3 separate regions of the Homo sapiens genome follow, and regions 1 and 2 are each linked to region 3. A link is a loop called in an ENCODE intact Hi-C map of the cell type or tissue named here. Cell type or tissue: ascending aorta. All regions are shown on one strand. Links, peaks and the distances in the headings refer to the core of each region. The heading gives the core; the rest is flanking DNA.

Region 1 (5,824 bases), core at 250-5,249, 710 kb after region 3:
TATATATACCTCTTTAATTTATCTCAACCAAAGAATGATGTATCTCTCCATATGTATATATACATATATATGTATTCTTTACACACACACACACACATACACACACACACACACACAGACATCATGTTCTTTGATTGAAGATTCCATCTGATTAGTATGTCAGTTCTGCCTAAACTGATCTACAGATTTAACAAAATCTCTATTTAAATTTCACTTTGTTTTCTTTTTCTTTTTTGGAAATGCACAAGTTGATTTAAATTTATATGAAAATGCAATAAGCCTAAAACAGCCAAAAGAATTTTGAAAATGAACAATGTTGGAGACTTTGCACTAACTGATTTTAAAAGTTCCTATGAATCAGGGTTTCTCAACCTAGACACTATTGATGTTAGGGCTAGATCATTCTTTCTTGTGGGAACTACCCTGTGCATTGCAGGATGGTGGGCAGCATCATTGGCCTCTATCCACTAGATGCCAGTAGTATCCGCCACACCCTCTAATTGTGATAACTAAAAATGTTTCCAGGCATTGCCAAATATTCCCTGGAGTCTAAATCTCCCCCGGGTAAGAACCTCTGCTATAAAGCTACATAATTAAGACAGCTTCATGTTGGTATAAGGATAAAAATAAAGATCACTGGAACAAAATAGATAGGGCCGAAATAGACCAACACGGAATCTATTGATTTTTTTTGACAAGGTGCCACAATAATTGAAGGAGAAAGAACAATCTTTTCAACAGATGGTTTTAGAACGACGGGCTATCCATATGGAGAAAAATACACTTCAGCTGTTACTTCACAGCCTACACAAAAATTAATTCAAAATAGTTCACGGTACTAAATGTTAATACCCCAAAGTCTAAATCTTCAAAAAGAAAACATAGGAAGAAATATTTATGACAATAGACTAAGCAGATTTTTTAGATCAGACCACCAAAGATCAAGAACCAAAAAAGAAAAATTTTATGATGTGTACTGTACCAAATATATTAATTCATGTTCTTATAAAGATGGTTTTAAGAAAATGGAAAGTTATGATATCAGATAGGGAGAAAGTATTCATTACAAAGAACTTGTATCTGAAATATATATTTTAAAATTCACAATACTTACGTGTGAGCATGTATACACAATACATAATGAACTCCTACAGTTCAATAAAAACACAAGTAGCCCAAATTAAAAAAAAAAAACTATGCAAATGACTTGAAGAAACACTTCACAAAAGAAGGTAAACAAATAGCCAAAATGAAAAGTTATATAGCATCATTAGTCAAAGAACTACAATGAAATCAGTGTAATTTCGTTACATGATGAAATGCCACTAACACATTCTAGAATGGCTAAAAATAAAATAACTGTCAATACCAAGTGTCTGTGAGAATGTGGGGCAACTGGAATTCTAATGCACTGCTGGTGGGGATGAAAAGTGGTACAAGTACTTATATAACACAACCAGGCAGTTTCTAACACAGTTGATGAGCTCTTTCAACAAGACCCAGTGATTCCACTTCTAGGTATTTATCCAAAAGATATGAAAATCTATGTCCAACCAAAATAAATGATCCTGGCATAAATACTCCTAGCACCTTGATTCATAATACCTCAAACTGAAACAGTCCAAATATTAAACAACAGGTGAATGGATAAACCAATTGTGGTATATTTATATAAAGAAATTTTCTTCAGTCATACGTAGGTACTAACTCAACACGATACGACATATATAAATAGCAAAAGAAACCAGTCACAAAAGAGTATGCATCGTATAATTCCATCTATATAAAATTTCAGAACTATAAATCTATTTTGTAAAGGAGCAGGTAGGAACATTCTGGGGTGATAGAAACAGCCCATAACTTTTTACTTGGGTGAATACAATTATTGAAAATGTTTAGATTTTATTGTATGTAAATTATATCTCAATAAGGCTGTAAAATAAAAAATAAAATTAAATAAAAAAATTATTTCCCCAAATTTACACGCGACACCATTACAGAGTTAACTAGTTCTCTGAGATATAGCCCTAAGATGGTTTATTTTTGCTCCCTCATTAATTTTTGTTCTTCACAGATGATATAAAATAATAGAAAAACTTAAAAAAAATTCCTAGCAAGAGGTAATGTAGTTTTGAATTTTATTTCTTTTACAATTATGAACATTCTTATTTCCTTATTTGATGAAAACAATCAATTTTATTATCTCGTAACTGAAATAATTTGATTTCTTTAAAAAGGAACTCATTTTTATAGAGTTCTACAACAGCAAGTTGGATAAATATTTTTAATTTTTGTTTTTAGTTATTAGTATTTTAATTTCTATTTTACTATTAATTTCTATTTTTCTAATTACTATTTTAGTAATTAGAAATTAGCTATGATTATATTATAAATATTTGATGTAGCAAATATTTATAATAATCATCATAACTAATTTCTACTCACTGAGGACACATATATCTATATGCTTACACATGACTTTTTAAAAAAATAAGCAAGTAAAGAAATTTGTGCAATAATAATTATCCAGAAGCCACTTGTGCAGTGCTAGCGCAAGCATTTCGTTTTCATTGGTAGAGTTCTACTGCCCTCTCCTGGTCCCTGCATCTTGCATCAATAGGGACGCAGATGGAATCTGGAGGCACTGCGAGACTCCTTGCAAAAGTACACGGAGACTTAATGCTAGAAGAGTAATAACCTCAAAATTTTCCCCATCAGATGATCTCAATTCAATGATGTATCATATCCACTAAAGGAGAAACCTAAGTCTATATAGAGTTAGAATGAACTTCAACTTTTTAAAATGTGAGGTGACCTCAGACATTAGATACAGTACAACCTCCTTATTTTATTGAAGTCAAATTTGAGGCTCCCAAAATTGAAGTGCCTTTATCCAATTAAATGCAATGAGTCAGTGGTGAATCCAGGAATAAAATATAGCATTTGTGTTTATTCAAATGGAACTAGGCGAAAGTTCACCTCTGCTGAACGCATTATTACAAACAATTCACATTTGTAAAAAACCAGATAGCAGGGAGTAATATGAAAAACAACACATACAAATAAGTTTCTTTCCTTCTCTTATTCCTTTCTTCCTCCTTCTTTCTGCCCTGCTTCCCCTTTCCTCCCTCTTTCTCTCTTTCTTTTCCCTTTCCTTCCTTCCTTTCCTTCCTTCCTTCCCTCCTCTTTCTCTTTTCCTTCCCTTTATTCTTTCTTTCCCTTTCTTTCTCTTTCTTTCTTTTTCTTTCTTCTTTCTTTCTTTCTTTTTCTTTCTTCTTTCTTTCTTTCTTTCCTTCCTTTCTTTCTCTTTCTTCTTTCTTTCTTCTTTCCTTTCTTCCTTTCTTCCTCTGTATATCAGAACACTAATTACTAAAGACACTGGTTATAAGTTATGGTGACAGCATGGAGGAAAGGTAAAATTCCTGGGCTTTGACATTAGATGTGTGTTTTAATGCCATTTCTACCATTGATAAACCATGTGATCATCATGTAATCACACTAATGCCTTAATCAGTAAATTGGAGATGGAAATAATGGCACTATATTATACAGGGCTTGTGAGTATTAAGGCCATAAGTGCTTGGTTTTAATTATTTAAAAAATAAATAGTATGAATAATTATAAGAATAGAATTTGTGCAAGAATTTAGAGTGATTGTGTATGTAATAAGTTCACTCTAACAATGAAAATGGAATGCTAGTACTAGCACTGCAAAAGTTGCTTCTGGATAATTATTACTGCATAGATTTCTTTACTTGCTTATTTTTTGAAGTCATGTGTAAATATATAAGTATATACTAATAAACATAGCGAGTTTAATAAAATATAGGTAGTAGTGCTATCATTCCTCCTACTATGTTGCGATTTCATTTTAAAATATTATACTTATTATTCAATATTTATGTCTGGCCCAACATTTGATATGTAGTGTATTTTATCAAATTTATCCTGAAACCAAAGTAAGATCTATAAAATTTGGAAGTAGTATGATTTAAAGATATTGAGAACTTCATTCTTTTATCCAGCTCAAAACTAGTGATTCCATCATTGATATCTTAGTGGATAAAAGTCCCAGAATATCTTTGGATGAAATACTGAAAATTTCACTTTAATATCAAGTTTTGTTAGGGAGGAGGAACACAAAGCCATTTTATTTTTATTGCTGTATTGTAAACATTAACCAGGTAGCTTAAGGAAAGCAAGGCAGGAAAGGCGGCAATGGCTCTGTTGGAGTGATGGGCAAGCAGCTCAGCTCAGACCTTGGGCTATTAGGTGTGGTCTTTGCCACTGGGCGTCATTGCTTCTAAGCCTTTCAGCCAACAAAGCAAGAAAGATCATGTGTGTATACAAATGTGTTATATTTATATGTAGCTGCTATGGTCTGAATGTTTCCCTCCGCATATTCATATGTTAAATACTAATCACCACAGTGATGGTATTAGAGGGTGGGGCCTTTGGGAGCTGATTAGATTGTGAGAACAGAGCCCTCATGAATGGAATTAATGACCTTGTAAAAGAGGGCCCCGAGAGAGCTGCCTTGCCCCTTTCACCACGTGAGGACATAGTGAGATGTCTGCATCTGGGAAAAGGGCTCTCATCCATAACCTGGCCATACTAGTGCCTTAATCTTAGATTTCCCAGCCTCCCAAACTGTGAGAGAAATTTCCGTTACCTATAAGCCACCCAGTTTATTGTATTTTGTTATAGGCAACTCACATGGACTAAGGCAATGTCCGTCGGTATCTATATTAAGCTAAATATGAGTATATACTGATGTCTCAAACTAATTTATAACCATGTGGATTATCCTAGCCTCCTACCCTTGCTTATCTGTAAATTCCCACTTCAACAGTGAAAAATCTGGCTCTCATGACCTGCTATCCCTTTGGTTAACTGTTCAATTCCAGGAGCATATGTACCAGTATTAGAGCTGTTAACCTATATCTCCACAGAAAAAAGGTTGTCAGCTAGAATGGAGTGCTTATGCCCATTTCCTTCTGCCTTAAATCTTACAGACACCTTTCATTTCCAAAGATACTTAGGTCCACATCTCTTGCTCCTATTCCCTTCAGTCAGATTGTTTCATACATTTATAATATATTCTCTTATCACAGTCTGGATGCCATCTGGGCTCCCCAACCCCCTAAATGATTTGTTTTTTTTTTACTTTGCATACATTAATGTTCAATCTTTGTACTGTAAAGCTCTTTGGGTTTTGATAAATGCATAAAATCATGTATCCAACATCACAGTATTATACAGAATAGTTACACCACCCTAAAAATCTCCTGTTTCACCTCTTCAACCTTCCTCTAGAATCCTTGGCAACCTCTAATCTTTTTTATGTCTCTATTATTTTGCCTTTTCCAGAATGTCAACTATTGGGCAAACAGTATATAATATTTTCAGACATGCTTCTTTCACTTAGCAATGTGAATTTAAGTTTCCTTCATTTTGTTTTGTATTTTGATAGCTCATTTTAAAATCCCCGAATAACATTTTATTCTATGGGGGTATCACAGTTTATTTATCCACTCACCTATTGAATAACATCTTGGTTGCTGACACTCTTCAGTGATTATTAAGAAAGCTGCTATAAACTTTCATCAGCAATGAGTGAGATTTCTGGTTGCCCCATATCCTAGTCAGTATTCGGTATTATCAGTTTTTTAGATATTAGCCCTTCTAATAGTTATGTAGTGGTAATTCAGTGAGGTTTTAATTTGCAATTCCTTAGTGACTGATGATGTTGAACATTTTTTCCTATGCTTATATGCCATACGTAATGTCTTTAGTGAGATGTCTGTTGGATCCATCACTCATA
Region 2 (5,824 bases), core at 417-5,416, 280 kb after region 3:
TAAGAATTTTGAGATGAGTCGTACTGGGCTTTCGGTGGGTGCTAAATCCAATGGCTGGCATCCTTATAAGAAGAGAGGACACACACACACACAGAACAGGCCATTCAAAGATGGAGGCAGAGCTTGGGGTTATGCTGACAGGAGCCAAGGAATGCTGGGGGGACATTAGAAGCTGAAAGAAGCAGGGAAGGATTTTCCTCTATAGGTTCAGAGGATGCATGGCCCTGCTGACACCTTGATTTCTGGCTTCCAGCCTCTAGAACTGAGAGATAATTAATTTCTGCTGTAATAAATCACCCAGTTTGTGGTCATTTACTGTGGCAACCTTAGGAAGCTAAAGCAATAGGGTGAAGGGCAGTTATCAGAATAAGGGGATGTGGTGCTGGTAGACAATCCCAAAGGTGTCCACTGCAGAATTTACAAAAGGAGCTTAGCAGTAGGTGGAGTCATAGCTACAGAATGAGAGCCAGGTTGGTATATAGCCTTGATGTTATGACAAGGCATGAGAATGTCAGCACCAGGAAGAGTGAGCACTGAGAAGTTGAGAAAAGAGGGAAGTCATGATGAGACAGGAGGACAAGCACCTAGCCTTTCATCTAGACAAACTAATTCCTAAGCATTTCTACCTCCTTCCTGAATCTGCCTGTGAATGTCCTTCATGTGAAATGCTCGTCACCTCACTCTGCTTGACTAATTCATTGCCCTTCCCTTTGTGAAACTGACATTGAAGGTACACTCCTTCAGTGTTCATGTCGTTGGTGTGGTGTACATGTGTGTGTGTATGTGTATAGAGTGATACTTTCACAATTTTTTAGATTTCTTTTTGTGATAGGATATTCTTTCTTTCTTTTTTTTTTTTTTTTGAGACAGGGTCTAGCTCTGTCACCCAGGCTGGAGTGCAATGGCGTGATCTCAGCTCACTGCAACCTCCACCTCCCAGGTTCAAACAATTCTCCTGCCTCAGCCTTCTGAGTAGCTGGGATTACAGGCGCACGCCACCACACCCAGCTGATTTTTTGTATTTTTAGTAGAGACAGGGTTTCGCCATGATGGACAGGCTGGTCTCGAACTCCTGACCTCAAGTGATCTGCCCACCTCGGCTTCCCAAAGTGCTAGGATTACAGATGTGAGCCACCATGCCTGGCTGTGGTAGGATACTCTTGAAGTTATTTAGGACGTGTTTAATTAAAGACAATGGCATGCAATGTGTATCTTGTGGAGTCTGAGCAAAAAAAAATAAGAGACACTGATATTAAATTTTATGTATAAGTCTTCTGTATTTAAATACAGTGATTTAATAAAATCTGTTATTTGGAGACGGAGAAGTATTTCATGTATTTTCATTTTAGACATAAAGGAAATCAACTCCTTTGAAGTACCAAAATTTATAACTTAAATTGTTTTGATATAAATATACCTAAAACATATTGTATAGTTCTCTGGATTCTTATACAGAATGCATCTTCTCCCTGCTGACCCAGGGTCAACATTATACACATCCATTATTGTTCTGTGTGATATTATAATGTTCTGGGGCCTCTTTCCTAAATACCCTGACAATCATGCTGCTCTTTTCTCTTGCTGTGAGCTGACCAGCTGTGCCCCTGCCTGTTGCCAGCACGCTCCCCTCTCCTAGATCCCTGTCTTCCTCTAGTGCAGTTTTTAATTCATCGTGGCCTGGGAATCCAGATAACATAGCTAATTAGAAATGATCTAAATGTAAGAGTGAATGCCCCTGAGGGAGCATCTGTGGCCTTCTCTGTGAGTTTCTATGGGGATCTCTCCTTTGCGTTAGATGCCGTAAGCGTTAGTGTATGGATGGCAGACCTGTTTTTCCTTTGCTTCTCAACACTCAATTAGATCCGTGTAGCTAATGAAATTCATGAGAGCATGCAGCAAAATTCTGTATAGGAAGGTTTTTTTTTCCTTCTTTACATAGTTTCCCATGTTCTAAATTAGTTGTTTTAATGTTATCTATGTGTTTTTGTTTCATTTTAGGGTATCAGTGGGATAATATTAACTGCCAAAATAATTCATTAGTTGTAAAGCTCCATCCTGGCTAAACTGTGGATAATGTGCCTCTTAGCTTAGACTGCTGAAAAGTCATTATGGTCAATGACTGACCCACAGCCACCATGTGAAAAACCTGGGTTTAACTAGAAAGTAAAAACTGCTGGAACAACCTGATTGTGCCAAGAGGTAGTATGTTAAATCTATGTAGAAGTAGCAGAAGTTACAGGAAAAAAGCCAGTGATTACCAGGGTGTCACATTGTTTATGAACCAGGTTGCTGAGTCTTTGAATCTGGAGATGATAATTTAAGTCAAAATTTCAAGAGTAGGAATTCTGAGGTCAGAATCAATAGTGTAGTTGGGTATAAGTCATTTGAATAAAAAGCCGGCTTTTGAGCTTGACCCCTTTTCTCTCAGTTCCTTTTCCTAATTATCCTACTTTTCTCAAAAATGTCACTCACAAACTCTTTTGCTGTGAGAGTTAATGGTGAGGTGCATAAAATACACATACAAGTTTCAAAAGTGAAGTATAAATAGCCATAGCCTTTCAAAGTATTATTCAGGTTTAGGAAAACAAGTGCCTTTACACATCATTCGAGCACCCGAGGATGATTCTACCTGCAGATGGGCCTTTAAATAAGTGTGAGTTTGCTGCTGCTTCTCAACTCCCAGTTGGATACTGAAAAAAAAGATCTTTCTCAATTTCCTGTTCTTGTGCGTTATTAAAATCCTTCTGTTGCCCCCACTGCCACCCCTGCCTCTTTCTTCTTTTCCCATCTTTTTGTGTGGAGGATGTTATCCACAGTTCCCAGCAGTGATGATGCATTTGAGTCAGGAGGATGAGATTGTGACCCAGATACAGTGCATGAGAAATGAGTGATGGGAAGAGAGAATGACATGACGGGGGGCGGAGGGGGGGGAGAGGGGGGAGAGAGAGAGAGAGAGAGAGTGAGCAGTGGTGAAGGGTTATGAGTTGTACAGTTATTTCTAGCTTTGAATGGTTTCCAAATCTCATACATTCACAGACAACCTCGCCAAAGCCCACAGCTGTCATGCATTTTCAACAGATTCCACAGGGCCTAGATGAGGTTTGAAGGCATTCCTTTGCTCTTACACATTAGCTAAAAGGAATTACCGTAACATCTGATATTGTGGAAGTGGGACATTTGCCATCCTGACCTTGCCCAAAGCAGTCCGGAAATAGGAGTCTAAGAATGTATTATCTCATATGGCCCCTAAAGGTCACCAGGGGCCTGTCGGTGGCATTCTGAGAAAATCCAAGCACCCAATATGCTCTGCATTTGGAGAAACTGGGCTGCTTTGTATGGGCACAGTGGGCAGACACATGTTCCCATTGCTCGTTGGATGTTTGTCATAGGAAAGGCATGTTCCACTGGAGAAATTCCCAGCTGTCAGTAATGTGCTGATATACCACAGCCAATCATCAGAGGATGAGCCAAATAAACAGGATGTTCACAATGTGTGTGATTGCATGAGTGTGTAACAAAACTTCTGCCCATTTCACAGCCTCATAATGGGATTGACATGCATTGCTTAATGCATCTGTCTGTTTAGGATAGAAAGGCATAAACACCATGGAAACCATGTGTAAGAAAGCCCTTTCTTTGGCTATATGGGCTGTTGATATGATGGGATGAAATCTGGTATAAATTGGGAAAGAACATTGCTTTAATATTATGAGTTTACTTGCTGGGAAGTGCCTTGAAGTCATCCAAACACAGATGAGAAGGAATAATCAGATAATCAGTAGCTATTGAGAGTTAACAAAAGGGGCTGAGTTGATATGAATATTTTTACATACCAGTGGCGTCATCTTCATTCTTTCTTCTTGTAAGACACTCATTAGTTGAATTATTTATATAAATGTACAGAAATGAGTCAAAGTTATGTCATTGCCCTTTTTGTTTGGATATGCTGCTACTGTTAACAATTAGTTTCTAAATATATTCCCGAGGCAGCAATTTGGGAAGGGGGAGTAGTGGTTCCTTCAACACTCATGTGTAGATAGGTTCTTGGAAAAATAACATCAGGTATCCTGTTAAGTGTCAGACCTTTTACTTCTCTGAGCATTCAAATCCCCTTTGCTCAAGGTGGCACATCCATTCATGATAATAACAGTAATAAATAAGATTTATTGTACATTTCCTGTTTGATGGTACTGAGCTAAGCCTTTAACATGCATTAACTCTTTTAATTCTCACAAAACATATAAGATTGATACTATTATTATTACTATCATAATGATAAGAAAACCAGCATTCAGAGAAGATAGTAGGCTTTTAAGAAGGTAGAGTTAGTGACAGAGCAAGCTGGAACATGTATTTGAGTACTGAATCCATGCATTTAACCATTTCACTATGTTACCCTTGTGTGTCCCTGCTCTATGTGAAATTTGATTCTATTACAGTCTCTGGTGTTAATTATTTTATTGCATTGAAATGTGATTTGTATTTCCTTGAACAGGACTAATGCACAAATATAATTTTGGTATCCTAGGGTCCATCTGTATAGAATATTTCACCAACCTAGTACAGTTGAGGAACATGCCATGAAGTCTTTGTAATGATTTTTCTCTCTTGTTAAGTTTTGGTCTTTTAATTGTGGTTATTATGTGCTGCTTTTCAAACATTGCCCAAGATGCACTGATTTAGGAAAAAATCATATGTGCCAGGATGCTACCTCCTAATAATATTAACACTTTCAATAGGTTTTATGGATAAACACAGCAGGAAAGAAAAGGAGCTCTGAGTGTACAGAATCTGTGTGTTTATATTGGTTTATGAGATCGTTAGAGACTTGTATTGTATCATCTGGTAGAAAGCAGTACCACATAATGGTTAGGACTTGGGCTCTAGAGTTTCACTACTTAACGATCTGTGTGACCCTGAGCCATTTCATTGATGTCTCTGAGCCCACTTCTTTCATCTGTACAGTAGGTATAAGATAATAATTTTTATAAGATTATTGTTAGGATGAAATGAGAGAATCCCTGTAAAATTCATGGCTCCTAATAAGTATTTTAAAGAATGCTCTGAAATGCCTTTCAGCACTCTTCATTGCCAATCCTTGTACTGTTTCTCTTTGAGTCCTTATCACAATTAGACATGCTGTATTACACTTGTTAAATGTCATCTCCCTAAACTAGAATATAAACTCCCCAAACTCAGGTATGTGTCCTTCTCTCCCGTGCCCTCATTGCCTAGAACAGCATCTGACACAAGCTAGGCCCTTATGAATATTTGCAGATAAATAAATGACAGCTATTTTATTATCATCATTATTATCACTATTACTATGGCTCTTATTACCATGTGTTTCAGACTCAGATACCATGCTTAAGAAAATCCTAAAAATACTGTTTAGATTTGAATAGTTACCAAGAGGCTTACGAAATATTTGATTTCTGATCATAGAAGTTTATAGGAACATCAGAGCACATTGAGTTTAACCTCTTCAATTTATAAAATAAAAGACTTAGAATACTCCAAGGCCAAGTGATGTTAATTGGTCTTACTTGAGTCAAGAATTACCAAGTGGCGGCAGGGGCGGTGGCTCACGCCTGTAATCCCAGTACTTTGGGAGGCCGAGGCGGGTGGATCACGAGGTCAGGAGATCGAGACCATCCTGGCTAACGAGACCATCCTGGCTATCATGGTGAAACCCCGTCTCTACTAAAAATACAAAAAATTAGCCAGGAGCGGTGGTGGGCGCCTGTAGTCCCAGCTACTCGGGAGGCTGAGGCAGGAAAATGGCGTGAACCTGGGAGGCAGAGCTTGCAGTGAGCTGAGAGCG
Region 3 (5,824 bases), core at 463-5,462:
GGGTTCAAGCAATTCTGCCTCAGCCTCCCAAGTAGCTGGGATTATAGGCGTGTGCCACCATATCCAGCAAATTTTTGTATTTTTCGTAGAGACAGGGTTTTACCATGTTGGCCAGGCTGGTCTCGAACTTCTGACCTCAGGTGATCCGCCTGCCTCGGCCTCCCAGAGTGCTGGGATTACAGGCATGAGCCAGTGTGCCTGGCCTGATGGGGAATTTTCTCACATTATTTCTTTGATAATTTCTTCCATGATATCGTCTTTTCTCTCTTTCTGGGAATCCTGTTAGTCACATGCTGCATCTCCTAGACATTTTTTTTCTCCAAATTTTCATCCCTTTTCCTTTTATTCTGAGGATCTTAGTATTGCCTTCTCTATAAGGTTTTAAGTTGCCTTATAAATGCAGTTTTTCCCCCTATTGTTATCAGAAGGATGGCTATGGTCCCCCACGAGTGGAGATGGGAATTGGAAAGTTTGACTTGGAAGCATTCTGAATTTTCCCCTCACTTGTAGCTAGTCATCACCCACATGGTTCTAGTTTTCCATGTGATTTGACACAACTGAAGTTCAGTGGCTCCTTGGATTGCTGAAATGAAATGGAGGCCTTCTTTGCAACCTGAGCTCTTCTAGCTTTCTGTTTCTCTGTGTCTTAGAACAGAAGTTCATGTTTTGGGTCAGTAATGTAAGTAAGAAATTGAAGAAGTAGATGATTACAAATGAATAACCTGTTGTTAGTAGTGTACATAGGGTGGTTTTAGATCTATGTAGATCATGATGATTTGGTTGTGTGGCTTCGGCAGCCAACCACCTAAATTACTTGAATGAAGCTTCTTTCCTGAAAGGAGCTTGGATTCATCTGAATTTCAGAGTACTTTCATTTGAATATCCTGTCAGCATAATTCAAATTTTAAAATGCTTGCTTGGGTATTGTATTTTTTAAATAGAATTTTAGCATTTAACAACATAAACCAAAATAATCTTCTCCTTCCACCTCTCCACTGAACCTGTAGAGAGTCAAGGCCTTGTCTGAGTCCTGTGTTCTTGCCCTCCCTGTGGCTGCTGGTTCTAACCCAACTCCAGCCCCTTAGCAAGTGCTCTCCTCCTTTGAGCCTGTGCTGCTATTACACACCAGGCTCGCCCATTTCCTAGGGTGTCTCTTGCTGCCTTCCATCCCCCTCCACTTCACCCTAACCCTCTTCCTCTTTCTCGCACTCTCTCATTTGGTGTTTCTCAGTGGGGTTTGTGGATGTCCCGCATCAGAACCACCTGGGGTCTGGCCAGGCCGACTGGATCTGAAAGGGGTGGGAGCTGCAGAGGGGTCTGTTTGTTTTTCAAGCCCTCCTGGAGATTCTCTCACCAGAGTTCAAGAGGCACTGCTCTAATTTTTTTTTTCTTCTTTTAGAGGCTGGGTCTCACTATGTTGCTTAGGCTGGTCTTGAACTCCTGGCCTCAAGCTATTGTCCGGCCTCAGTCTCTGAGTGGTTGGGATTACAGGCAGAACAACTGTGCCCGGCTCACACTGCTCTAATTCCTGATACCCACCCAGCTAAGTTCCTGATTCTGCTTTACACCCTTTGCCCTTTCTCTTAGGGAGTTCATACTCTCCAGCAGGCTTTGTTCTTCTGCTACCCAGAGGCCCCCCTCCAGCTCCCACCTCTTATCTAGCATCCAGCCTTCTATTTGCAGTTATTCCCAGGGAATCTCCTGCATGCTGGGTGTGACCACCCACACTTGTCATCTCTTGGAACAACATCCCCAGGAGGTAGGTATTTTTGTATCAGGTTATTTTGTAAATGAGGACATAGAGACTAAGAGGGATATATGTATGGTGATATTTGCTTTGTTAGAGGGAATAATAATAAATGTACATTGAATACTTGGATGAGAGAATGATTCACCTTGAATATACTATCTTTGTAGACTTGATATGAAACTTGGGTTTGTTGTTCTTTCTTACCTTACTTCTACTAGAACCACTGGGAGGCAGGAGAGGGGGAAAGAGATGAAAAATGCTGTGCAAAAGTTCTGCATTAACAATGAGAATAAAAAACCTGTGGGAACCTCCCTCAAAAATGACAGGGCTAACCAGGAGTGCCCTAACTGCAACTTTGCCCAATAGCATTTTCTTTTTTTTTTTTTGAATTGTGTGGTGTTCATTGACTGTTGATTATTACAGAACTGGGTCAGTTGGAGGTCAGGGAGGCAGGGAAGGGGTAAGCTGTGGGCTGAGAGATGAAACAAGCGGTTCTACCAATCCATGTGAAACCTTTAGGGAGAATGTAGGGCTTTAAAAAACACATTTGGGAAATTTTCTTTATAAAATTATCAGAAGAGTAGATCACTGCCCTGTTTACACTTTGCATATGCAACAATACAAATGTAGAAAAATAACCCATTATGAGAAAGCAGTGAAAATAATTGCACATTAAGAGAGTTAGGTCACTGCTGGCCAGATCTGGCTATGATTTGCATCAGTTTTAGTTTTTCCGAAAGGAATGTTTGATCCAACAGAAAATGGGCTTTGAGTGTGCCAGAGCTCCTCTTTCTTCTCCTGCCCCCTCCTCTTCCCAGGTTGACGATGGATCCCCCAAGGCACTTGTTGCTTCCTCCAAAGGAGCTCCCCATTACAGCTGGAAGAGAGGCTTGTTTCTCCAGCTGTCTAACCTTTAGTTTTATCTGCCTCTTGTTGACCTCTTAGTTTTATAATGAGTCAGTTTATTTGCTTGTACAAATTGAGTTTTCTTAGAAATATAACAGTTAGAAAGAGGCCAATGTTTTGTTTCCCCTTATGAAGGAGAAGTAGCTATGGGACCGGGCACGGCTGAGGCTGTTCATTCCATGCCAGTCCCTGTTGTTGGTTTATTTTAGTACCACGTAGTGAAGCCTTGTGGGCAGAGAAATATTGTCTCCCTTGTCGGAGGTAGAAATATCTGCAGGGTTTACAAGCTAATTACTTCTCGATTCCCTGGGAGTTCTAAGAATTTGCTTAGCAACTGGCCTGACCAGTCTCCCCCAGCTGCCCCCCAACATGACTACACTTACTGGTGGCGCTGATGGAGCAGTTTTCGAACTAAACAAGGATTAAGCATTTTGTGAAAATGGTGCCAGTCTTTTCCTCGATGGGACCTGAGCCTGTAACCTAGTCCAACAAAACGAGGGAGAACAAGCCAAAAAAAACCTTTTTAAGAAACAACACAGGCAGTAGGAAATCATACTGGTCAGGGCTTGTTTTCCTGGCGTGGGGCCTCATTCCAACCTGTTGCAATCAGCTCTAGAGTGTCTATAGGGACACCCTGGTGCAGGGGCCCCGCGGAGGAAAGGAACTTTTACATTTCTGTTTGACTGGGCTGCTTGCCAGGGACTAAGTTCAAAGTGCAGTTTCCAGTAATTTGCTGAGACTTCTCTGTGGGTTTGATAGGCCAGGACAGAAGCCTGCAAGCCGAAGTAATATTTCCTGATTTCTGTCATTCCTTAAGAAGAGAAGGAAGGTTGTTGAGGGACTAGGGATTGGAGAATTTGTTGGCTCTGAGAGCAGATCGGACCCCCACTTCCCCCTGTCAACCCCAGCCCCTTCTCCTCAATCCCGTCTAGGGCCATTGGCAGCCTGGCACTAGATGGAATCACACGGGCTCCCTCTCAGAGCAAACGTGAGGTATGCATTCCATGAGCCAGCGAAAGCCTGCATTGATTTACTGCATGCTAGCATTATTTGGAGCTATAAAGTTGTCGAGTAATGGCAATATGTTCTTGTTTTCTCATATCTGTAGGATGAAAGTGAACATTTTTATAATCCTTCTCTCCTCACCACATTTAGTTCCTGGTGTTAAACATGTGGGCTTGATTAAAGGGGAAAAAGAACTGCAAAAAGTTAGATTTTTACATTCCTCTCTTACAATGCCTCATTCCCTCAACCATCCCCTTCCCAGAACACTGATGGCAAGGCCCACATTCTTGTCATTTCCTCTTTGTCTCTCCCCTTCTCCCTGCCCTGTGTCTATCAGAGGACTCGATGCATAATAATTCAAAATGAATCTTTATTAAATGAAGGGGTAGGTAGTGGTGGAATCTCACTTCAAAGAAGGGTTGGGTAGAATGATATCGTTTCTATGTCTCGTAGAGGCTCACAGGAATAGTGCTTTATTGATTTTGATTACAACTGCTTTTCTACAGCAAGAAATTGTGTTGCAAAAATGTTTGCTGTGGTCCCCATATCAGTCACTCTTTACATGGAAAGGACTCAGTTGAGCATGAAAGACATTAGGAATTGGGGAGAGAACAGAGAGGTAGTGGAGCACAGCTGAACTCTCCAAGATTCTTTAGCCCTGTCATCAAGTTGCAGTCACCTTTTATTATGATCACTCACTACCTCAAACATCTGTATACCCAAACCAAAGCAAACCCCAGGAATACACAAAGAGGGTGGCGTAAAAGGGGTAAATAGCCTGTAGGAGTTACTTCCTTCTTCCCCGACAAAGTTCCTTGACTTACTTCCTTAGTTCTCCTGCAATATACTTTTCATTCGCTAATGTGCCTCTGAAAGACTGACTATATGTGCTGCTTTTCCTCTAGCCTGGAAACCGAATTATAGCAATTTAACATTATAACATAATTCTACTGCAATAAAGCAATTTGGGGCTGGTGGTAGTGATGGAGTGGATGTTGGCGGCAGTGGGAGCAGATAATTTATTAGAAGGGAATTTTTCTGCATCTGTTTAAGAAATGCCAGGATAAAGCCATGTTAGTATGAAATCTTATTTAAATATTTTTATTTGAGGATTGGAACCATGTGAAACCATCTATATATGTATCTGTGATGCCAAAAGAACTAGTTAAAGGTTTTAAAAAAGGAGACTTTTTCATTATTTGAACTTGTATTACACAAATAATGGTTTATGTACTTAATTGGCTTTTAAAAAACCTACGTGAATGAATTGACTATTTGCTTTTTACAATGTGAAGTTAAAAAACGAGTCTCAGCTGGGTGCAGAGTGAGCCTGTAGTCCCAGCTACTTGGGAGGCTGAAACAGGAGGATTACTGGAGGCTAGGAGTTTGAGGCTGCTGTGATCGTTCCTATGAATAGCTACTGCATGCCAGCTTGGGCAACATAGCGAGACCCTGTCTAAAAAAAAGTCTCAAATATTTCAGTAATCTTTAGCTATGAAAAAAAAACTGTGACAAATTGCCTATAAAACCAAGCACCTAGCTGACTCTGTAGGTAGGTTTCAGGGAAAAGGAGAGCAAAGAAAGATGAATTTAAAAATTATACTTGGCCGCTGATGGTCCACACCATGGTGTAATGAAATTGGGTAATTTAGATTCTTGAGTAAAGACAATTTTCTCATCATCAGACAGGTCTCTTGAGGAGGGACATGGATTTCCCAACGTATATCTGACTACTACACATCTCTGTTCAGAAGAATACAGACATCTATCTGCAAAAGATCGTGGCCTTAAAATTGGTTTAAAGCATGTATTACTTCCTGCCAGTTCCTGTATGTGCTCGTGATTGGGGGATAAGATTAACTGCATCCTGCCTCCTATATCTATAATGTTAGGCATTTGACATTTATGGAGATAACATTGGCAGCTTCATCTGTTCATAAGGCATCCTTAAAGGTCCATCATATTATAATTTGCAATATCCATGGCACCCAAAACTCTGAAATTTCATCTTGTGTGTGGCAGCAAGCCCTTGTGCAGTGAATAAACTACCCAGCCACCTTAGTGGTCACACCTCAGCACAACTGTTGTTCTTCACACATCCTGATAGATGCAGCCAGTACTCTGCTGGAGTGATCAACATTTGGTTCCTTTGTGAAAAGTGAC

Evidence for each region. Hi-C counts contacts between places; a loop is a spot of excess contacts. Peaks named below come from ENCODE experiments on the same cell type or tissue, not always from the same donor. Only the 100,000 strongest peaks of a DNase experiment are listed, where the experiment ranks them.
Region 1: it touches region 3 in a loop (3.0-fold over the local background); 9 of 110 quality-filtered maps call a loop at or near these places.
Region 2: a loop joins it to region 3, with 3 times the contacts of the local background. A loop is called at or near these places in 2 of 110 quality-filtered maps.

The regions. Positions count from the first base shown.
Region 1 is chr4:124,259,816-124,265,639 of GRCh38, forward strand. All of the region lies in intron 3 of LOC105377406 (a long non-coding RNA gene), which reads left to right. Among named protein-coding and RNA genes, the nearest start is that of LINC02516, 300 kb to the right of the region's middle. In ascending aorta, for the core only: a CTCF peak has its summit at 2,596 (motif pointing left); a DNase peak (open chromatin) is centred at 2,606.
Region 2 is chr4:123,829,440-123,835,263 of GRCh38, forward strand. The region is part of intron 4 of LINC01091 (long intergenic non-protein coding RNA 1091); the gene reads left to right. Among named protein-coding and RNA genes, the nearest start is that of LINC01091, 180 kb to the left of the region's middle. RefSeq lists a silencer at 2,995-3,289. In ascending aorta, for the core only: no CTCF peak of the experiment used is centred there; DNase peaks (open chromatin) are centred at 2,812, 3,092 and 3,142; H3K27ac peaks cover 1,691 bases.
Region 3 is chr4:123,552,305-123,558,128 of GRCh38, forward strand. No RefSeq gene overlaps it. Among named protein-coding and RNA genes, the nearest start is that of LINC02435, 33 kb to the left of the region's middle. In ascending aorta, for the core only: no CTCF peak of the experiment used is centred there; DNase peaks (open chromatin) are centred at 2,847, 3,297 and 3,636; H3K4me3 peaks cover 1,483 bases; H3K27ac peaks cover 2,859 bases.